2 separate regions of the Homo sapiens genome follow, and region 2 is linked to region 1. A link is a loop called in an ENCODE intact Hi-C map of the cell type or tissue named here. Cell type or tissue: mammary epithelial cell. All regions are shown on one strand. Links, peaks and the distances in the headings refer to the core of each region. The heading gives the core; the rest is flanking DNA. Region 1 overlaps KDM2A (lysine demethylase 2A). Region 2 has its middle 25 kb from the start of KDM2A.

The links. A loop is a pair of places that touch in the nucleus more often than their neighbours do. Peaks named below come from ENCODE experiments on the same cell type or tissue, not always from the same donor. Only the 100,000 strongest peaks of a DNase experiment are listed, where the experiment ranks them.
Region 2: a loop joins it to region 1, with 8 times the contacts of the local background. A loop is called at or near these places in 79 of 110 quality-filtered maps.

What each region holds. Positions count from the first base shown.
Region 1 is chr11:67,164,777-67,172,776 of GRCh38, forward strand. All of the region lies in intron 2 of KDM2A (lysine demethylase 2A), which reads left to right. Among named protein-coding and RNA genes, the nearest start is that of KDM2A, 50 kb to the left of the region's middle. In mammary epithelial cell, for the core only: a CTCF peak has its summit at 3,680 (motif pointing left); a DNase peak (open chromatin) is centred at 3,575; H3K27ac peaks cover 1,354 bases.
Region 2 is chr11:67,086,432-67,102,252 of GRCh38, forward strand. No RefSeq gene overlaps it. Among named protein-coding and RNA genes, the nearest start is that of KDM2A, 25 kb to the right of the region's middle. RefSeq lists a silencer at 8,698-8,767 and enhancers at 8,868-8,927, 13,460-13,569, 13,763-14,263, 13,980-14,099. In mammary epithelial cell, for the core only: a CTCF peak has its summit at 8,659 (motif pointing right); no DNase peak of the experiment used is centred there.

The sequences.
Region 1 (8,000 bases), core at 1-8,000:
TTAGTGGAGGTGGGGTTTCACTATGTGGGCCAGGCTGGTCTTGAACTCCTGATCTCAAGTGATCTACCCACCTCGGCCTCCCAAAGTGCCGGGATTACATGTGTGAGCACCGCGCCTGGCCTGCTATTGTACTTTTTAATGATGTTAGTCAGTTTACCACTCTTAGAGTAACTTTCTTAGGTAATTTCAGCGATGAAGACATAGTTTTCTCTGCTTTAACTTTAGTTGGTGCAGATGGGGTGACTGAACACATAGAAGGAAAGAGGTCTTGCCAGGACTGTAATGTAATGGTGGTAGTGGGACGGGTAGGAGTATATGTGTTTGAAGGGAGTAATTTAGAATACCAACTTTTTTTTTTTTTTGAGACCGACTTTCACTCTTGTTACCCAGGCTGGAGTGCAGTGGCGCGATCTTGGCTCACCGCATCCTCCACCTTCTGGGTTCAAGCAGTTGTCCTGCCTCAGCCTTCCTGAGTAGCTGGGATTACAGGCATGCGCCGCCACACCTGGCTAATTTTGTATTTTTAGTAGAGACGAGGTTTCTCCATGCTGGTCAGGCTGGTCTTGAACTCCTGACCTCAGATGATCTGCCCACCTCAGCCTCCCAAAGTGCTGGGATTACAGGTGTGAGCCACCGCACCCAGCTTAGAATACCAACTCTTGATCTTATGCCAGTTCCTTCTAAAGCTTCTACTCCTAGATGTGAAATTTCATAAATCTTAAGTTTGACAGTTTGAAATAGAGGTCATTTGTTGATTAAGAGACTGACCTTTGTCTATGAATCAAAACATTAATCACAGCTCCAGAGAGAAGGATCATGTAGGAAAGCTTCCTGATGAGAGGAATGTAGCAAAGCTGGAAAATAGGTGCATTTATAGACTATCTTCTGGTTTCAAGTGACTGCTTGCTATCTCCCTTAATTCACTTAAAGACTTAGGAGAAACAGCATGTGTGACAAATTTCATGGTTTTTATCATTAACCAAGCAAAGATCTAGAGTTAGTGTTTTTTAAGACAAGCTGTTCTTTCAGGTTTATAGTAACCTTTCTTGACTGGCAAAAAGAAAGGTCACTCTTACTTCCCCTTTAGATTTACGGTCAACTTTTAGGGGTTTTTTCTTTTTCCATAACTTCTTATTTGTATAATACTTTCATTAATCCTTATATTCTAGGAACTAAATTGGCATGACCAGTACCATGTATTATACTGATGACTTAACAGTTGCATCAATTATAAAAGGTGGTGAAGAAACTAGGCATTATCTTTGTTTCCCTTTTCTGTGTTTGTTGATACAGAAATCAGGCAGTAAACAGAAGTATTCAGGGAGTATTTGTATTTCAGTAGGTGTTTCACTGGCTAATGAAAATCAAGTTAAAAAATTGGTTGACTTTCAGGAGAAACAATATTTCTCTTTTTTTTTTTTTTTTTTTGAGACAGTCTCACTCTATCGCCTAGGCTGGAGTGCAGTGGTGTGATCTCGGCTCACTGTAATCTCTCCCTCCTGGGTTCAAGTGATTCTCGTGCCTCAGCCTCCCAAGTAGCTGGGACTATAGGCACATGCCATCATGCCCGGCTAATTTTCACATTTTTTAGTAGAGACAGGATTTTGTCAGGTTGGCCAGGCTGGTCTCGAACTCCTGACCTCAAGTGATCCGCCCGCCTTGGCCTCCTAAAGTGTTAGGATTACAGGAGTGAGCCACGGTGCCTGGCTGAGAAACTGAATATTTCTGAGTTATATTATTGTTTCCAATAGTAGTATTTGTGTATGAGGGTGGAGTGGGGGTGCTTTAAAGATTACTTCTTGCCCGGCATGGTGGCATAAGACCTGTAGTCCCAGTAACTTGAGAGGCTGAGGCAGGAGGATCTCTTGAAGCAAGGAGTTCTGGGCTGTAATGCAGTATACAGATCAGGTATCTGTACTAAGTTTGGCATCAATATGGTGACCTCCCAGCAACTGGGGACCAAGAAGGGAGTACACTGGTTCAGGTTGGAAACTGAGCAGGTCAAAACTCCTGTGCTGGGCTGAGCGTGGTGGGTCATGTCTGTAACTCCAGCAATTTGGAAGGCCAAGGCGGGCGGATCACTTGAGGTCAGGAGTTTGAGACCAGCCTGGCCAACGTGGCGAGACCTCGTCTCTACTAAAAATACAACAAATTAGCCAGGCGTGGTGGTGCACGCCTGTAATCCCAGCTATTCAGGAGGCTGAGGCAGGAGAATCACTTGAACCTGGGAGACGGAGGTTGCAGTGAATTGAGATCATACCATTGCACTCCAGCCTAGGCGACAGAGCGAGACTCTGCCTCAAAAAAAAATTAAAAAGTTTAATATTGCGAGTTACTGCTTTTGTTAGCACCCAAGGAGACAAATATATGCATATTCTAGTAAAACCTTTGGAAAAACCAAGAATGTGCCTTAGATATAACATCTAAACTCAGATTGCTTCTCTTCAAGATGATGTTGAGATGCCTTATCCTCATCTTGAATTGATAGCCACATTTTGTTGTTGTTGTTGCAGAGTTGTGATGATATCATAGTTAAATGTGCAGCAAGCACACTGAACAGTTGATTATACCTGATGGTATGCAGGAAGGCAGGCAACAGTGATGGGAGAGATCTAGCACTTTTAACTCATTTCTTGACCAATTAGTTTTGTGGAGGGCTTGTTTGTGGTCAGGGTAAGTGTATCCCGACTCTTTTAGGATCATTCTGTATATAAGTAGCTATTTGACACTAGTTCTTGGGGGAACTTTTTAGGGAATAGTTTACTTTTGTATATTCATCTTCTCTTGAACATTCTGCCTTCACAGCTATCTTTTTTTTTTTCCTTAAAGGTCCTACTGACTAAATATTTTTTTTTAATCAAGAGACTTAGGTACGCATAAGCTTCCTGCTAAATTCTGTAGACACCTTCTATTTATGGGTTACATTATCTGGTTGTTGGAATTATTGTGATCTAACATTTTTCATGTATGGAAACTGTTCTATGTACTGTTGATCTCTGTAGAATTTGATCTTTTCCAGAATGTATTTGAAGGCTGACCTTTCAGTAAAAGAAATGCAAGCTTTTCAGCCATGTTAATTTATCACTGCATCTTCTTTGTAATATATATGGCAGTTATGTTAAAAGTAAACATGTGTTTTTCCTTATTCTCTGTGCTCAGGCCATTTATCATTTAGGGACAAAAAGTTTTATATAGATCAAAAGATAAAAACTTGGGCCTAAGGCTTAGTCATTGTAAGGCAGTGATTCCGACTCTTTTTATACTTCCTTAGGGCATTTTAATTAAAATCCATCATGAGATATGAAATTATCAAACTTTGTATAACCTTTTATTTTAGAAGAAAGTTTTATATATATCTTATTAATAAGGAGATACTGATAAATCTAGTAAGTGAAGAGAAACCCCCTAAAATTTGAAGAGATCACTGCTATAGAGGAGCAACACAGTCTGTATCTATGGTCTTTGGAACTTGGTAGATGTCCAGTGAAGTTATGCTGAATGAATCAGCATTTTTCTTATGTGGCTTCTTAGGTGGAGCTTCCCCCAAACCCTCTGTGTTAGTTGTTCTTCCTACTGGGCTTCAATAACATTTGTATCTACCTGTCTTAATACATAGCACATTAAATTGTAATTCTATAATTTATTTACATATTTGTTGCCCCCTAGTGGCCAGCAATCTTCTTGAGTGCTAGGACTACATTTTAATTTTTGTATACAGAGTGTCTGGCTATTTTTTCTATATTCAGCATGGTCTTGTATGAATTATAATACACACACACACACACACACAGTCTTGTATGAATTATACACACACACACACACACACACACACACACACACACACACACACACACACACACACACACACACACACACACACACACACACGGTCGGGGGGATAGACAGCAATGTCCGTCTATCCACATATGGCCCAGTGTGTGACCTGGCAGCAGTGCTGGGTTTTCAAAAGGTTGCAAAGAAGAAAATGAAAGCAACAGCGTTTTAAAGTTCAGTTGATTTTTTGGATATGTATGCATTCATATGTTGTGGGAGAGCAGAGTGAAAGCCTGAGGTTGCTTTTTCCTTTAAAATGTATTTATTTATTCAAGTACATATTAAGGCTATGAAGTGGGGATTTGGTATATGTTGCAAAGATTCAGATTTAATCCATGTAGTTTTTTTTTTTTTTTTTTTTTTGAGATGGAGTCTCACTCTGTCGCACAGGCTGGAGTGTAGTGGTGTGATCTCAGCTCACTGCAACCTCTGCTGCCGGGGTTCAAGCGATTCTCTTGCCTCAGCCTCCTGAGTAGCTGGGATCACAGGCGCCTGCCACCGCGCCTGGCCAATTTTTGTATTTTTAGTAGAGATGGGGTTTCAACATCTTGGCCAGGCTGGCCTTGAACTCCTGACCTCGTAATCCACCTGCCTTGGCCTCCCAAAATGCTGGGATTACAGGCGTGAGCCACTGCACCCGGCCTAATCCATGTAGCTTTATATAACTTTACAAAACAATGCCCTAAATTTTTTTTTTTTAAATCGTATCACAGTGTGAGACATGAAAATCTAATAGTGACAAGATTGGTTTCTTTCTTTCTTTCTTTTTCTTTTTTTTTTTTTTTTGAGATGAAGTTTCGCTCCTGTTGCCCAGGCTGAAATGCAGTGGCACCATCTCGGCTCACTGCAACCTCTGCCTCCCAGGTTCAAGTGATTCTCGTGCCTCAGCCTCCTGAGTAGCTGGGATTACGGGCCTGAGCCACCATACCTGGCTAATTGTTTTTTGGTAGAGAAGGGTTTTCACCATGTTGGCCAGGCTGCTCTTGAACTCCTGACCTTAGGTGATCCTCCTGCCTCAGCCTCCCAAAGTGCTGAGATTATAGGCATGAGCCACTGCGCTCAGCCCATCACTTGGTTTCTTTTTTCTTTCTTTTTTCTTTTTTCTTCTCTCTCTCTCTCTCCTTCTCTCTCTCTCTCTCTCTCTCTCTCTTTTTTTTTTTTTTTTGAGACGGAGTCTCACTCTGTCACTCAGGCTAGAGTACAGTGGCGAGATCTCGGCTCACTGCAACCTCTGCCTCCTGGATTTAAGTGAGTCTCCTGCCTCAGCCTCCTGAGTAGCTGGGATTACAGGCACGTGCCACCATGGCAGGCTAATTTTTGTATTTTTAGTAGAGATGGGGTTTCACCATGCTGGCCAGGCTGGTCTCGAACTCCTGACCTCGTGATTTGCCCACCTCGGCCTCCCAGAGCGCTGTGATTACTGGCGTGAGTCACCATGCCTGGCCCACAGTTTCATCTTTTTAGAGGTCTATAATAAATTATAACTACAAATATAGGAAGTGAGAACACATTTTCATGGCATACACACAATAAATGTACCGAGTTCAAACACCTTGTGATAGAAAATGCTGATTAGAAATAGCAGTGTTTTCATTTCAGCCAGAATAGTTGAACAACCAGTAGTTTGTCAACGAAAAGCTAGAATTAGAAACCAGGAATGGTGGAATATTAGATAAACAATAATATAGCTAGAAATGTAGTGTCCCTTAACAAATATCAGAAATCTCTTACCCCAGGGAAGATCCTTTGCTAATCCTTTATCCTACCAAGCATGGGGTTTTTTTTTTTTCTTTCTTTCTTTTTTTTTTTTTTTTTTTTTTGAGATGGAGTCTCGCTCTGTCGCCCAGGCTGGAGTGCAGTGGCGCGATCTCAGCTCACTGCAAGCTCCGCCTCCTGGGTTCGCACCATTCTCCTGCCTGAGCCTCCCGAGTAGCTGGGACTGCAGGCACCTGCTACCACACCGGGCTAATATTTTTGTATTTTTAGTAGAAACGGGGTTTCACCATGTTAGCCAGGATGGTCTCGATCTCCTCACCCAGTGATCCGCCCGCCTCAGCCTCTGAAAGTGCTGGGATTACAGGTGTGAGCCACCGCACCTGGCCCAAGCATGGTTTTCTGACTAAAAGACATTCTTTGTTGCTGACTGGTCCCACCACTACACCTTCTCTCTCTCTGCCAGACCCATTTAAGCTGTATCTGAGGTCGTCCTTGACAATTTCTTCCGGTTACCTTAAGAGACTGGTCTGGTCGAAGTCTCAAGTGGATTTTTGTAGCATAGAGTAGTGGTTAGGACTGTCAGCTCTAGAACCAAAGTACCTGGGTTCTAGATCCTAGCCACATCAATTACTAGCTTTGTAACCTGGGCAAGTTACTTCTTTCATTTTCCTTGCTTTGGTAAAGAGGGTATTAATATCTCATAGGGATGTTGGATTTAAATATATTAATACATGCATAGTGCTTGTTACAGTACCTGGCACATGGTAGGTACTTAAACATTTAGACTCCTTTGTGCCTTTTGGAATGGGAATTGCTTAAGCTGTCCTGAAAAAATAGCCTTTAACATCTGTTTGATTGAGATTTGTGATACATAGAAGTTGAGAGGAAGATGTGGAAAGCCCTAAGAGAGCTACTTGCCAACCCCACCATCAGGTCTCCCTCAGTGTTCCTAGTCAGGACAGACGAGGCCGAGTCTGAAATTAGATAGTCTTTGAATGCAACATAAACAGACCAGAGGGACTGGTATGTAGCAAATTGTCAATATATAATGTAAATAGGAATGAAATTGAAATGATGTGAGTTGGATTCAGAGTGTAGAAGACTTTATTTTAGAACATAATGGGGCCTTAAGTTGTTTACTTCCAAGGGAAAGTTGAGATCTGAGAGGTTAAATGATTTATTAAACTGCCTATAGTTGCACAGCAAAGTAATAGAAAAAGTGACACCAGATATATTTTCCCTTTAGACACATTTGCTTTTTTGTTGTTTTTCTGCTATTACCCAAAAAGGTTAGCTTGGGTCAGCTTTACCTTTCTGTTTCTTCATGTGTAAAATAAATCCATCATTCGTCTTAATTCTCACAGTGTGATTATCTTAGGCAAGAAAAACTATTTGATACAAACTAGGTCTCAAACTCCTGGCCTCAAGTGATCCTCGTGCCTTGGCCTCCCAGAGTGCTGGGATTACAGGCATGTGCCACTGCTCCTGGTCTTGGCATGCTTACTGAAAATCAATTCACTGTAAGTGTAAGAGTTTATGCCTGCATTCTCCTTTCTGTTCCATCAATCTATATGTTTCTCCTTAAACACCAGTACCACCCAGTCTTGATTACTATATGTTTATAGTAAGTTTTGAAATTACTATAGTTTTATAGTGAGTTCTTCACTCTTCTTTTTTCTTTGGAGGCAGGATCTCACTCTGTTATTCAGGCTGAGTTCAGTGGCGTGAACATGGCTTACTGCAGCCTCAACCTCCGGGACTCAAGCCATCCTTCTACCTCAGCCTCCTGTGGAGTTGGGACTACAAGCACACACCAGCACTCCTGGCTAATATATTTTTTTTTTGTAGAGGCAGTGGCTGGTCTTGAACTCCTGGATTCAAGTGATCCTCCTAGCTTTCTTTTGTTCTCTTTAAGGATTGTTTTGACTATTCTGGTTTGCTGGTATTTCCATATGAATTTTAGGATCATCTTGCTAATTTCTGCCAAAAAGAAAAAAAGCTGTGATTTTGATAAGAATTGCTTTGAATTGGAAGATAAATTTGGGAGAGTATTGCCATCTTAATAAGGCCTTTCAGTTCATGAACACAGGACATTTTTCTATTTAGCTACCATTTAATTTCCTTCAACAATGCTTTGTAGCTTTCTGGTATATAAGTCTTGTACTTATCTTGTTAAATTTATTCCTTAGTTTTTTTTATGCTATTATAAATGGATTTTTTTTCAACTTCATCTTGGGATTTTTTGTTGCTAGTATATAGAAATAGAACTGATTTTATTAGCTCTTATAGTTGTGTGTGTGTGTGTGTGTGTGTGTGTGTGTGTGGATTCCTTATAGTTTTCTGTGTACAAGATCATGTAATTTGTGAATAGATGTAGTTTTACTTGTTCCTTTCCAAACTTTTCTTTTTCTTGCCTAATTGCCATAGCTAGAAATTTCTTGCCTAACTGC
Region 2 (15,821 bases), core at 4,065-12,064, 74 kb before region 1:
GAAAAGGGCGGGCGCAGTGGCTCAAGCCTGTAATCCTAGCACTTTGGGAGGCCGAGGCGGGCGGATCACAAGGTCAGGAGTTCAAGACCAGCCTGGCCAACATGGTGAAACCCCATCTCTACTAAAAATACAAAAATAGCCGGGCATGGTGGTGCGTGCCTGTAATCCCAGCTACTCGGGAGGCTGAGGCAGGAGAATTGCTTGAACCCAGGAGGCAGAGGTTGCAGTGAGCCGAGACTGCGCCACTGCACTCCAGCCTGGCGACAGAGCAAGACTCCGTCTCAAAAAAAAAATAAAAATAAATAAATAAATAAATAAAAACAAAAAAAAAGTAAGAGAGGCCGGGCGCAGTGGATCATGCCTGTAATCCCCGCACTTTGGGAGGCCAAGGCGGGTGGATCACGAGATCAGGAGATCAAGACCATCCTGGCTAACACGGTGAAACCCCGTCTCTACTAAAAATACAAAAAATTAGCCGGGCGTGGTGGTGGGCGACTGTAGTCCCAGCTACTCGGGAGGCTGAGGCAGGAGAAAGGCGTGAACCTGGGAGGTGGAGCTTGCAGTGAGCTGAGATCGCGCCACTGCGCTCCAGCCTGGGCGACAGGGCAAGACTCCATCTCAAAAAAAAAAAAAAAAAGAAGTAAGAGAAAAACTGGAAAACATTTAAAAATAGTATATATATATATTTTTTAGACAGAGTCTTGCTCTGTTGCCCACGCTGGAGTGCAGTAGTGTGATCTCGACTGACTGCAATCTCTGCCTTCCGAGTTCAAGTGATTCTTCTGCCTCAGTCTCCTGAGTAGCTGGGATTACAGGCACCCACCACCACACCCAGCTAATTTTTGTCTTTTTGGTAGACACAGGGTTTTGCCATTTTGGGCTTGAACTCTTCAGGTGACTCACCCGCCTCAGCCTCCCAAAGTGTTGGGATTACAGGTGTGAGCCACTGCACCCGGCCATTTGTTTGTTTGTTTGTTTGTTTGTTTTTAGATGGAGTCTGGGATTACAGGCAAGTGCCACCACGCTCAGCTAATTTTTGTATTTTTAGTAGAGATGAGGTTTCACCATGTTGGCCAAGCTGGTCTTAAACTACTGACCTCAAGTTATCCACCCGCCTTGGCCTCCCAAAGTGCTGGGATTACAAGTGTGAGCCACCGCGCCCGTCCACCCAACTAATTAAAAAAAATTTTTTTTTGTAGGCTGGGTGTGGTGGCTCACACCTGCAATCCCAGCACTTTGGAAGGCTGAGGCGGGCACATCCCCCTCGAGGCCAGGAGTTCCAGACCAGCCTGGCCAACATGCAGAAACCCAATCTCTACTAAAAATATAAAAATTAGCCCAGTGTGGTGGCGTGTGCCTGTAATCCTAGCTATTTGGGTGGTTGAGGCACGAGAATCGCTTGACTCCAGGAGGCGGAGGTTGCAGTGAGCCAAGATCAAGCACTCCAGCCTGAGTGACAGAGCGAGACTATGTCTAAAAAACAAAAAATTTGTAGAGATCATATTGCCCAGGCTGGTCTCAAACTGCTAGCCTCAAGCAATCCTCCCACCTTGGTCTCCCAAAGTGCTGGGATTATAGGCGTGATCCACTACATTTGGTCTCAGAATTGTTAAAGGGGATCCAGGACAAAGGTTTGTTTGTTTATTTATTTTGTTGATGTTGTTGTTTTGAGAGGGAGTCTCACTCTGTCGCCCAGGCTGAAGTGCAGTGGCACTATCTCGGCTCACTGCAACCTCCGCCTCCCGGGTTCAAGCAATTCTCCCACGTCAGCCTCCCAAGTAGATGAGATTACAGGCACCCACCACCACACCTGGCTAATTTATTTATATTTTTAGTAGAGACAGGGTTTTGCCTTGTTGGCCAGGCTGGTCTCAAACTCCTGGCCTCAAGTGATCTGCCCGACTCCGCCTCCCAAAATGCTGAGATTACAGGCGTGAGCCACCGCGCCCAGTTATTTTTATTTCTATTTAAAAATTTTAAAATATTCTTTTGTTTTTTGAGACAGGGTCTCTGTCGCCCAGGCTGGAGTGCAGTGGCGCGATCTCAGCTCGCTGCAACCTCCACCCCCCGGGTTCAAGTGATTTTCCACCTCAGCCTCCAGAGTAGCTGAGACTACAGGCACACACCACCACACCTGGCTAATTTTTTTATTTTTGGTAGGGACAGGGCTTCCCCAGGTTGGCTAGGCTGGTCTCAAATTCCTGCCATCAAGTGATCTGCCCCCCTTGGCTTCCCAAAGTTTTGGGATTACAGGTGTGAGCCACCACGCCCGGACCAGGACAAAGGTTTTACATAAAAAACTTACTGAATTTTCCAATGACACCCCTGGTTTTAGATACATTGATTCATTGTCTGATCAAGATCAGATCATTATGGCCAACCCAGTGGCCATAATTAGGAAAATCACTTGAACCTGGGAGGCAGTGGTTGCCATAAGCGGAGATCGCGCCATCGCGCTCCAGCCTGGGCAACAAGAGCGAAACTTCGTCTAAAACAACAACAAAAACAAAACAAACCCCAATAAGCTGGTTGTTTTTTGTTGTTTTTCTTTTGTTTTGTTTTTTGAGATGGATTCTTGCTCTGTAACCCAGGCTGGAGTGCAGTGGCGGGATCTCAGCTCACTGCAACCTCCGCCTCCCGGGCTCAAGCGATTCTCTTGCATCAGCTCTGGACTAGCTGAGATAACAGGCATGCACCACCACACTGGCTAATGTTTGTATTTTTAGTAGAGATGGGGTTTCTCCACCCACCTCGGCCTCCCAAGGTGCTGGGATTAGAGGCATGAGCCACCACGCCCGCCAAGCTGGGTATTTTTTTTTTCCTCCAAGACAGTGTCTCGCTCTGTCACCCAGGCTGGAGTGCAGTGGCTTGATCTTGGCTCACTGCAACCTCCGCCTCCCGGGTTCAAGCAATTCTCCTGTCTCACCCTCCCGAGTAGCTGGGATTACAGGGGTTAGCCACCATGCCCAGCTAATTTTTGTATTTTTAGTAGAAAGAAGGTTTCACGACGTTGGTCAGGCTGGTATCGAACTCCTGACTTCGTGATCTGCCTGCCTCGGCCTCCCAGAGTGCTAGGATTACAGGCGTGAGCCACCGCACCCGGCCGACAACTTGATTTTTATATGAAAAGGTAACCAGGGCCAGGCATAGTGGCTTATGCCTGTAACCCAGCATTCTGGGAGGCTGAGGTGGGTGGATCACCTGAGGTCAGGAGTTTGAGACTAGCCTGGCCAACATGGTGAAACCCTGTCTCTACTAAAAATACGAAAAATTAGCTGGGCATGGTGGTGGGCACCTGTAATCCCAGCTACTCAGGAGACTGAGGCAGGAGAATTGCTTGAACCCGGGAGGCGGAGGTTGCAGTGAGCCAAGACTAAGCCACTGCACTCCGGCCTGGATGACAGAGTGAGACTCCATCCCAAAAAATAATAATAATTTTTTTAAAAAAAAGAAAACTTGGCCGGGCGGCGCGGTGGCTCAGGCCTGTAATCCCCGCACTTTGGGAGGCCGAGGAGGGCAGATCATGAGGTCAGGAGATCGAGACCATCCTGGCTAACATGGAGAAACCCCGTCTCTACTAAAAATACAAAAAAATTAGCCGGGCATGGTGGTGGGCGCCTGTAGTCCCAGCTGCTGGGGAGGCTGAGGCAGGAGAATGTCATGAACCCAGGAGGTGGAGCTTGCAGTGAGCCAAGATCATGCCACTGCACTCCAGCCTGGGTGACAGAGCAAGACTCCATCTCAAAAAAAAAATAAATAAATAAATAAAATAAAAAAGAAAAGTTGCCGGCTGCAGTGGCTCATGCCTATAATCCCAGCACTGTGGGAGGCCCAGGCGGGCGGATCATGAGGTCAGGAGATCATGACCATCCTGGCTAACACGGTGAAACCCTGTCTCTACTAAAAATACAAAAAAAAAAAAGAAAAGAAAAGAAAAATTAGCCAGGCGTGGTGGCAGGCGCCTGTAGTCCCAGCTACTCAGGAGGCTGAGGCAGGAGAATGGCGTGAACCTGAGAGGCGGAGCTTGCAGTGAGCCAAGATCGCACCACTGCACTCCAGCCTGGGTGACAGAGCAAGACTCAAAAAAAAAAAAAAAAAGATAAGTTAACCAAAGCAATTTACCTCTGTGATCTTCCTCCTAAAATCCCACAATCCTTGTCTAATAATGAGAAAAATACCAGACAGATCCAATTAAGGGGCATTGTACAAATCTGACCAGTCCTCAAAACTGTCAAGGTTATCAAAAACAAGGAAAAGGCCAGGAGCAGTGACTGATGCCTATAATCCCAGAACTTTGGGAGGCCGAAGTGGGAAGACTGCTTGAGGACAGGAGTTCAAGACCAGCAGTCTCTGCAATGTGGTGAGACCCTGTCTCTACAAACAAAATTAGCCTGGTATTGTAGCTCAAACCTCAGTCCCAGGAGGCTGAGGTGGGAGGACTGCCTGAGCCAGGAGGTTAACGCTACAGTGAGCCGTGATCGCACCATTGCACTCCAGCCTCAGACCATGTCTCAAAAAACAACAACCAGGAGAGTCTGAGACACCATCACAGCCAAGAGAAACCTAAGGAGACATGACAACTCAATGCCATCGATGTGGTGTCCTGAATGGGATTCTGGCACAGAAAAGGACATTAGATTAAAACTAAGGAAATCAGGCCGGGCGCAGTGGCTCACGCCTGTAATCCCAGCACTTTGGGAGGCCGAGGCGGGCGGATCACCTGAGGTCAGGAGATCAAGACCATCCTGGCTAACACAGTGAAACGCTGTCTGTACTAAAAATACAAAAAATTAGCAGGGCGTGGCAGCAGGCACCTGTAGTCCCAGCTACTCGGGAGGCTGAGGCAGGAGAATGGCATGAACACGGGAGGCGGAGCTTACAGTGAACTGAGATCGCACCACTACACTCCAGCCGGGGCAACAGAGCAAGACTCCGTCTCAAAAAAACAAAAAAAAAAAACTAAGGAAATCAAGCTGGGCACAGTGGTTCACGCCTGTAATCCCTGCACTTTGGGAGGCCGAGGCGGGAGGATCACCTGAGGTTGGGAGTTCGAGACCAGCCTGGCCAACATAGAGAAACCCCGTCTCTACTAAAAATACAAAAATTAGCTGGACATGGTGGCACATGCCTGTAATCCCAGCTACTTGGGAGGTTGAGGCAGGAGAATCCTTGAACCTGGGAGGCAGAGGATGCAGTGAGCTAAGGTTGTGCCATTTTACTCCAGACTGGGCAACAAGAGCAAAACTCCGTCTCAAAAAAACAAAACAAACAAAAACTAAGGAAATCAGAATAAAGTATTCTTTTGTTTTGTTTTGTTTACTTTAGGTTCTGGGATACATGTGCAGAACGTGCAGGTTTGTTACGTAAGTATACATGTGCCATGGTAGTTTGCTGCGCCTATCAACAAGGTTTTAAGCCCCGCATGCATTAGATACTTGTCCTAAGCCAGGCGTGGTGGCTCACACCTGTAATCCCAGCACTTTGGGAGGCCGAGGCAGGCGGATCACTTGAGGTTGGGAGTTCGAAACTACCCTGACCAACATGGAGAAACCCTGTCTCCACTAAAAATACAAAATTAGCCGGAGGTGGTGGTGCATGCCTGTAATCCCAGCTACTCGGGAGGCTGAGGCAGGAGAATCGCTTGATCCTGGGAGGCAGTGGTTGCAGTGAGCCAAGATCACACCATTGCACTCCAGCCTGGGTTACGAGAGTGAAACTCCATCTCAAAAAAAAAAAAAAGATATTTGTCCTAATGCTCTCCCTCCCCTTGTCCCCCACTCCCCGACAGGCTCCGGTGTGGGATGTTCCCCTCCCTGTGTCCATGTGTTCTCATTGTTCAACTCCCACTTAGGAGTGAGAACATGCGATGTTTGGTTTTCTGTTCCTGTGTTAGTTTGTAAAGTATGATCTTTAATTAAAAATAATGTGTCAATATTGTATGTATCATTACTTGTTTTTCCTTTTTCTTTGTTTATTTGTTTGTTTTTGAGACAGAGTCTCACTCTTTCGCCCAGGCTGGAGTGCAGTGGTGCAATTTCGGCTCATGGCAAGCTCCACCTCCCAGGTTCAAGAGGTTCTCCTGCCTCAGCCTCTCTTTTTTTTTTTTTGCCTTTGAGACGGAGTCTTGCTCTGTCACCCAGGCTGGAGTGCAGTGGCATTGCAAGCTCTGCCTCCCGGGTTCATGCCATTCTCCTGCCTCAGCCTCCCGAGTAGCTGGGACTACAGGCGCCCACCACCACGCCCAGCTAATTTTTTGTATTTTTAGTAGAGAGGATGTTTCACCATATTAGCCAGGATGGTCTCGATCTCCTGACCTCGTGATCCGCCGGCCTTGGCCTCCCAAAGTGCTAGGATTACAGGCGTGAGCCACCGTGTCCAGCCTGCTTCAGCCTCTTGAGTAGCTGGGATTATAGGCGTGCGCCACCGTGACTGGCTAATTTTTTATATTTTTAGTAGAGATAGAGTTTCACCATGTTGGCCAGGCTGGTCTGGAACTCCTGACCTCAAGTGATTTGCCCGCCTTGGCCTCCCAAAGTGCTGGGATTACAGGCGTGAGCCACCACGCCCAGCCATGTATCATTACTTGTAACACACGTACCACAGTAATCTGAGATATTAATAATAGGGGAAACTTGGTGCAGGGCTATATAGAAACATACTTTTCCTGCAAATCTAGAACTGTTCTAAAGTAGAATGGTTATTTAAAAAATCAGGCCAGGCGCAGTGGCTCAGGCCCGTGATCCCAGCACTTTAGGATGCCAAGGCGGGTGGATCACAAGGTCAGGAGATTGAGACCATCCTGGCCAACATGGTGAAACCCCATCTTTACTAAAAATACAAAAAAATTCGCTGGGCGTGGTGACATGCGCCAGTAGTCCCAGCTACTCGGGAGGCTGAGGCAGGACAATCGCTTGAACCAGGGAGTCAGAGGTTGCAGTGAGCTGAGATCGTGCCACAGCACTCTAGCCTGGCAATAGAGTGAGACTCCGTCTCAAAAAAAGAAAAATCAAAGTAGCCACCAGAAATTACAGTAGTAGTCAGGTGAAATCCCAAGAGTAGGACCTGGCTGGGTGGGCCACCTGAGGGCTGCCCCTACTGGTACCTAGATGGCATACTGGCTGAGGGTAGGTCCCAGAGACCCAATAGCAACCCATCTGCCTCCCTCAGTGCAGAGCACTGCTCAGTAAATGCATGTGTGCAGCGTAAGATGTGAACTGCCCCAATTCCAGGCAAGACCTATAGGATGGGTGCAACGCACACCTACTTGTGAAATTCTAGTCCTGGGTGGAGCAGTAACCCACTTGAACCAGGGGATACCTCCTGAGGTTTAAACAAACCTCAGCTGGCAGCTGACAATAGAAATGCAAACAGCCAAGCCGGGCACGGTGGCTCACGCCTGTAATCCCAGCACTTTGGGAGGCTGAGGCGGGCGGATTGCTTGAGGTCAGGAGTTTGAGACCAGCCTGGCCAACATGGTGAAACCCCGTCTCTACTAAAAATACAAAAATTAGTGGAGCATGGTGGGGTGTGCTCCCACCTACTAGGGAGGCTGAGGCAGGAGAATCGCTTGAACCCAGGAGGTGGAGGTTGCAGTGACCAGAGATCGTGCCACTGCCCTCCAGCCTGGGCAACAGAGCAAGACTCTGTCTCAAAAAAAAAAAAAAAGCCAGGCGTGGTGGCTCACACCTGTAATCCCAGCACTTTGGGAGGCCAAGGTGGGCAGATCACGAGGTCAGGAGATTGAGACCATCCTGGCTAACATGGTGAAACCCCATCTCTACTAAAAATACAAAAAATTAGCCAGGCATGGTGGCCAGCACCTGTAGTCCCAGCTACTTGGGAGGCTGAGACAGGAGAATGGCGTGAACCCAGGAGGCGGAGCTTGCAGTGAGCCGAGACACGCCACTGCACTCCAGCCTGGGCAACAGAGCGAGACTCCGTCTCAAAAAAAAAAAAAAAAAGAAGGGAGGGAGGGAGGGAGGGGAGAAGGGAGGGAGAAAAGGAAGGAGGGAGAGAGAGGGAAAAGGAAGGAAGGGAAAGAGAGAGAAAGAACGAATGAAAAGAGAGAGAAAGAGGAAGGGAGGGAGGGAGGAAGGAAGGAAGGAAGGCAGGAAGGAAGGAAAAGAAGGAAAGAAGGAAAGAAAGAAAGAAAGCCCCTGATAGCTTTAGATTTGCTCATGCAGACCAGGCGCGATGGCTCATGCCTGTAATCCCAGCACTTTGGGAGGCCGAGGCAGGCGGATCACGAGGTCAGGAGATCAAGAGCATCCTGGCTAACATGGTGAAACCCCGTCTCTACTAAAAATACAAAAAAATTAGCCGGGCGTGGTTGCAGGTGCCTGTAGTCCCAGCTATTTGGGAGGCTGAGGCAGGAGAATGGCCTGAACCTGGGAGGCGGAGCTTGCAGTGAGCAGAGATCACGCCACTGCACTCCAGCCTGGGTGACACAGGGAGACTCTGTCTCAGAAAAAAAAAAAAAATAGATTTGCTCACGCATTTTTCCCACCTGGTGCCTGTTCGCTCAAGTTTCCTTTGCCCACCCGTCCTGGGTCTCTGGGCTGCAGGCAGAGCAGCTCCCAAGCTTCTCCAAGTTCACTGGCCCCTCTTCCCACCTTAAAACCAGCTGCATCAGCAGAAGAGATTATGCCAGGTATTAAAAGCCCGCCAGGGGGCGGGGGTGGGGTGGGGTAGGATTGCCAGGCCAGCATGCTAGAGGCCCAGGCACCTGCAGGGACACCAGGAACAGCTGTCCACCAGCTGGAAGGGCCACTGCTCCCCTACATGTGCCCAAAACCTGACCTTCCCTGTGCCTCTAGCTGAAGTTTGCTCCAGTCCAGGCTCACAAGGCAGTGGTCTGTGGTCAGCTATGCATGGGGCTTGGGATGCTAGGATTGTGGTGGAAGTGAGGGAAAGATTTAGGGCTGAGCCAGGTGAGGGGACACTGGAGAATTTTCACAGCTGGGCTGATCCTGGAGCAGGAGTGAGAGCAGTGGTGGGATGTGCAGGATGGGCTGGAGGGACCTGCAGACCTCTCTGGATGGATGATGCTCCAGCACCCGCTCAGGGTGAAGACAAGCAGGGTTCAGGATGAAGACCTCTCACCTAAGCAGCAAGGGTCGACCCTGCCCCTCTCCCTGCCCTGTCCCCTGAAGCTGCTAGTCAGTTGCAGCGTGAGTACTGGGGCAGAAACTGTCCTCTCCGGAGAAGTGCTCACACTGCAGGGGACACTGCTGGGGGTTCAGGGGAGAATGGGACCCTCACCCCCGTGAGTAACTAGGGATCAGTAACTAGGTAGCCGCCTTCCTGCAGCAGGCCACCCTCTGGCCCCTGCTTCTTAGCTGCAACCTCTGCAAGGTCCTGGCCCATATAGGTGTGACCTGTGAGGAGGTTAAAGGAAAGGTACCTTAGCCCCTGGCTGGGGCTCTCTCTCTGAAGTGCACCTGTAGTCCCAGCTCCTCGAGGCTGAGGCAAGAGGATCACCTGAGCCCAAAAGTTTGAGGCTACAGTGAGCTATGGTCACGCCACTGCACTCCAGTCTGGGTGAAAAAACGAGACCCTTTCTCTAAAAAAAAAAGGAAGTCCAGGCGTGGTGGCTCATGCCTATAATCCCAACATTTTGGGAAGCCAAGCCAAGGTAGGCGGATCACCTGTCGGGAGTTTGAGACCAGCCTGACCAACATGGCGAAACCCCACCTCTACTAAAAATACAAAATTAGCTGGGTGTGGTGGCATATGCCTGTAATCCCAGCTACGCGGGAGGCTGAGGCAGGAGAATCGCTTGAACCCAGGAGGCAAATATTGCAGTGAGCCAAGATCACGCCATTGCACTCCAGCCTGGGCAACAAGAGCGAAAGTCCGTCTCAAAAAAAAGAAAGCAAAAGAAAAAGAAAGGGCACATTGGCCGGGCGTGGTGGCTCATGCCTATAATCCTGGCACTTTGGGAAGCCGAGGCGAGCAGATCACCTGAGGTCAGGAGTTCAAGACCAGCCTGGCCAACATGGCAAAACCCTGTCTCTACTACAAATACAAAAATTAGCCAGGGGTCGTGGCAGGCACTTGTAATCCCAGCTACTCGGGAGGCTGAGGCAGGAGAATCACTTGAACCCAGGAGGCTGAGTTTGCAGTAAGCGGAGATCATACCACTGCACTCCAGCCTGGGGTGACAGAGCGAGACTGTGTCAATAATAATAATAATAATAATAATAATAATAATAATAATAAATAAGGGGCATCTTTGGCTTTGGGTGGAGCCAGGCTGGTGGCTGCAGGGGCCCCATGGGAGCAGGGAGGCCGGGAGACACTGCTACCAGGGACCTCCACTCACCTGCCTCCTGCCCTCCCAACTCTGCCTTAGAGCCCAGCAGGCTGCCTCCCAGCAGGCTGGCTCTTGCAGTGGGATGTGGCACAGGAGGTTTTTGTTTCCAGCGGGCTTTCCTTCCCACATCTGCAAGTTCAAACTCAATGCCCATGATCCCTAGAAAGCCTTGGTAAAGGATGTCACTAAGTCTGACATTCTCTCAAACTGAACTTTTTTTTTTTTTCTGGTGCCCACCATACCCTACCCTAGTTCTCTCAGAGCATCCAAAGAACTCTCCAGAACTCTCCATTGCCCTCTGTAGCTCTGGATGTGGTGCCTACCACGGGCCGTTGGCAGTCCCGATTCTGTGTCTCTGACCAGGGGTTGCTCAGGCCACTGACTCTGCACACACATGGGGCAGTGAGTGTGCCAGGGAGCCAACAGCCTCTGGAAGCAGCCCACAACCAATGGCAGGTGGCAGCGGGTGGATAAGGAAAATGTGGAGTCCCCTTCTACACTGTCTCCCAGAGGTGTCCAGCCAGGCAGCACCAGCAGCCACTGCAGTGACTTGCTCGACGATGCACCCTTCGTTGGTTCTCTTCCCTCCCTTGTCTTACTTTCCACTCCTCTGTCAGTATTTCCTAGGACCATTTCCCAAATAAACTTCTTGCACTTGAATCCTTGCCTCAAGGTTTGCTTCTGGGTGAATTCGAAGTAAGGCACAGTGGCTCACACCTGTAATCCCAGCACTTTGGGAGGCTGAGGAGGATTGATCACCTGAGGTCATGAGTTCGAGACCAGCCTGGCCAACATGGCGAAACCTCGTGTCTACTGAAAATACAAACATTAGGCGGGCATGGTGGTGGGTGCCTGTAATCCCACCTACTTGGGAGGCTGAGACAGGGAGAATTGCTTGAACCTGGGAGTCAGAGGTTGCAGTGAGCAGAGATCACACCACTGCACTCCAGCCTGGGTGACAGAGTGAGACTGTCTCCAAAAAACAAAAACAAAACAAACAAAAAACCTACAAAAAAACAAAGACACACTCACTTGCTTACATTAAGAACAGGGTCTGGGCAGGGCGCAGGGGCTCATGCCTGTAATCCCAGCCTTTTGGAGTGTGTGTCTATGTGTTTATCTGTCAGGGTGAAGGTGGCTCTCAGAATTGATTGGGGGCAGCTGGGCGTGGTGGCTCATGCCTGTAATCTCAGCACTTTGGGAGGTCGAAGTGGGTGGATCACCTGAGATCAGGAGTTTGAGACCAGCCCGGCTGACATGGTGAAACCCTGTCTCTACTAAAAATACAAAAAATTTGCCAGGTATGGTGGCAGACGCCTGTAATCCCAGCTACTTGGGAGGCTGAGGCAGGAGAATCACTTGAACCCAGGAGGCAGAGGTTGAAGTGAGCCGAGGTCACGCCACTGCACTCCAGCCTGGGCAACAAGAGCAAAACGGGGCCGGGCACAGTGGCTCACGTCTGTAATCCCAGCACTTTGGGAGGCCAAGGCGGGTGGATCATGAGGTCAGGAAATCGAGACCATCCTGGCTAACACGGTGAAACCCCATCTCTACTAAAAATGCAAAAAATTAGCCGGGCCTGGTGGCGGGCGCCTGTAGTCCCAGCTACTTGGGAGGCTGAGGCAAGAGAATCGCTTGAACCCGGGAGTGGAGCTTGCAGTGAGCTGAGATCGCACCACTGCACTCTAGCCTGGGCAACAGAGCCAGACTCCGTCTCAAAAAAAAAAAAAAAATAGAGCAAAACGTCATCTCAATAACAAAAAAAAAAAAGGAAGAAGAAGAATTGATTGGGGGCTGGAGGACCAGGTTTGGGATGGGCAGGAAGCCAGATGGGAATGATGTCCATCTTTCTCCACTTCCTCAGGCCACCTGCTTGGGAGTCAGCAACCTAAAAAAGGAGGTCTGCTGGGTCAAACCGAATTTGACCCGGCTGCACCCGGTCAGGAGAGGGAAGATGTCTCTATTCTCCCCAGTACCACCCATGGGGCATCTCCAAGGGAGACTGGGTACCTGTAGGAACAACCTCACTGAATGGAGTTGGATAGGAACCACCAAGAAATGCAAATGTACCTCGGCCTTTATTATTCTTCTCCCAACCATAAGGCAAAGCTTAGACTACAAGTTTGCCACCACCCTCCACACCCCATGTCCTCTGCCACACTTCACACTGCTCCTTTTCTCTGACCCACTTGGATGCCTCTTCCCATTCTTCTGTCACTGTCTCACTCTAGTCGCTATCACCACTGCCCATTACCACCTCCTCCCTCTGGGTATCTGGCCTCCAGCAACTAACTGCCTGCCATGTGCCCAGTGCTGGCTGCCAAGCTGTTTCTCCCATCTTTAGTGGCTGTCAGTGATCAACCTTGTCCCATCCTGGGCTCTAAACTTGCCACCAGCTCTTTCTCCCCGGGGTATCCTCTACCTCTTCTTCCTCCAACTCCACCCCTACCAGCTGGGCCTTCCTGGCAGTGACTCAATGTCTTCCTCCTCCAATAATTTCACTCCCATTTGAGTCTTTGCTCAGATGCAAATACTTTATGTGCCTGCAATGTACTCCTCCAATAGTTACTTTTACAAATTCCACCTCTTTCCTGGCAAACCCTCTTGCCTGTCTCCCCGCCCCCAACATCGGCCACTACACCAGGGGCCCCTCTCCTGTTACCCTTCGCAAGCATTTAGTGAATGAGGAAAACTATTTTCGGGGCCTGATTCCAGACATGGTGGAGGAAACAGGCACACAGCAAGCCCATTCTGTAGGAAGCTTACTCCACTGGAGAGAGAACCAGACACACTCACAGAAGTGAGGCCAGGCGTGGTGGCTCACGCCTATAATCCCAGCACTTTGGGAGGCCAAGGTGGGCGGATCACCTGAGGTCAGGAGATTGAGACCAGCCTGACCAACATGGTGAAACCCCGTCTCTACTAAAAATACAAAATTAGCCAGGTGTGGTGGCGCAGGCCTGTAATCCCAGCTACTCAGGAGGCTGAGGCAAGAAAATTGCTTGAACCCGGGAGGTGGAGGTTGCAGTGAGCTGAGATCCTGTCATTGCACTCTAGCTTGGGCGACAGAGCGAGACTCTGTCTCAGAAAAAAATCAAACGCAAGCGAGCATGCAGTAATTGCCAAGCTGGGTGAATGGATTTTCAGGGCTGTGGGAATTCACAGAGTGCAGCAGGGAAGGCCTGTGCATGTGTTTGGAGGCAGAGGAGGCGGCAGGGAGGAGAGAGTGTATCCAATGCCTGTTTGAAGGGGAGGACAGCATAGACCTCATTTCACACAGGAGGGTGCAGGGGAATCTCCAACAGAGAAGTCACTGGCCAGGTGGTGGGGAAAGTTCAGGGCCGTAGCAGCCACAGGGACAAACCCGCAGAGAAGACATCTGAAGTTCTGAGAATAAATGAAAGCCTCAAGAGAGAGAAGAGCAGAGGGTTGAGGACTAGGCCTTGCAGGAAGCCCAAAGGCAGGGGTAGGGGAGAGGGGCAGAGGGTGAGCCTGCAGGAGGGAGAAACTCTTGTTTGTTAGCCTGGGCCACTGTGGCCTGTTTAGGACTCTACGCTCTCCTTCCTGTGTAGGGCACCTGTGCGCAGTGCCTGGACCTGCCTTGGTTCTCACTGACCCTCTGGCATAACTGGTGGTCACAGGAAGTTGGTTTCCTGTGAGCTTTCATGATGCTTCCCGAATCCACCCACTTCTCTCTCCACTTCTGTGGGGTAGAAGACTGTAGACAGAAAGTAGTAAGTTTAAAAAAGGAAAGAAAAAAAGAAAAAAAGAAGGCCAGGCATGCTGGTTCATGCCTGTAATCCCAGCACTTTGTTTTGTTTTGAGAGAGTCTCACTCTGTCACCCAGGCTGGAGTGCAGTGGCGTGATCTCAGCCCACTGCAACCTCCACCTCCCTGGTTCAACCTATTCTCCTGCCTCAGCCTCCAAAGTAGCTGGGACTACAGGCACGCACCACCACTGCTGGCTAATCTTTTGCATTTTTAGATACAGACCAGGTTTTGCCATGTTGGCCAGGCTGGTCTTGAACTCCTGACCTCAGGTGACCCACCTGCCTCAGCCTCCCAAAGTGCTGGGATTACAGGCATGAGCCACCACACCCGGTCATGCCTGTAATCCCAGCACTTTGGGAGGCTGAGGTGGGAGGATCACTTCAGCCCGGGAGTTTGAGGCTGCAGTGAGCCATGATCACGCCTCTGCATTTCAGCCTGGTCAACAGAGCGAGACCCTATCTCAAAAAAATATATATGTCATAGTAAGATCTGGCTTCTCTCAGAGAGAAAGGGGTCACCTTATCCACCCCTGCCTCAGTCCCTTTGTGCTGCTATAACAAAATAGCTGAGACTAGATTATTTATTTATTTTTTTTTTTGAGAGGGAGTCTCGCTCTGTCACCCAGGCTCGAGTGCAGTGGTGCGATCTCGGCTCACTGCAAGCTCTGTCTCCCAGGTTCATGCCATTCTCCTGCCTCAGTCTCCCGAGTAGCTGGGACTACAGGTGCCCACCACCATGCTCGGCTAATTTTTTGTATTTTTAGTACAGACGGGGTTTCACCATGTTAGCCAGGATGGTCTCGATCTCCTGACCTTGTGATCCACCCACCTCGGCCTCCCAAAGTGCTGGGATTACAGGCATGAGCCACCGTGCCCGGCAAGACTAAATAATTTATAAAGAATAGAAATTTATAGCCAGGAACAGTGGCACGTGCCTGTAGTCCCAGTACTCAGGAGGCTGAGGTGGGAAGATCCCTTGAGCCTAGGAGTTTGAGACTAGTCTGGGTAACATAGTGAACTCTCATAGTTCTGGAGGCTGAGAAGTCCAAGATCAAGGCACTGGCATCTGGTAAGGGCCTTCAGACTGCATTGTCAGATGGCAGAAGAGCAGAAGACAGTGAACCCGCTCTCTCTCTTTTTTTTTTTTAAGACGGAATTTCGCTATGTCACCCATGTTGGAATGCAATGGTGTGATCTCAGCTCACTGCAACCTCCCCCTCCCGGGTTCAAGCGATTCTCCTGCCTCAGCCTCCCAAGTAGCTGGGATTACAGGCACCCACCACCACGCCCGGCTAATTTTTGTAGTTTTTATTAGAGACGGGGTTTCTCCATGTTGGCCAGGCTGATCTTGAACTGCTGACCTCAAGTGATCCACCCACCTCAGCCTCCCAAAGTGCTAGGATTACAGGCGTGAGCCACTGGACCCAGCCCCCACTCTCTTTTATAGCAACATTAATCCACTCCTGAGGGCCCGAGCCCTCATGACTTAAACACCTCCCGTTAGGCCCCACCTCCAAAACTGTCGCACTGAGGATTGTTTCCAACACATAAACTGTGAGGAACACATTCAGACCATAGCAACTCCCAAGATTATTCCAGGGGTTTTCAAGCCTAAACTCTCTCAATCTCCTGCACCCACATCCTCAAAATGATCAACCTGCACACGGCCCTGGCAGCCTCTCCCCAGGTTCTGAGGAAGACGTGTCCTCACCCCACGGAAGTTACCTCAGGCCAGC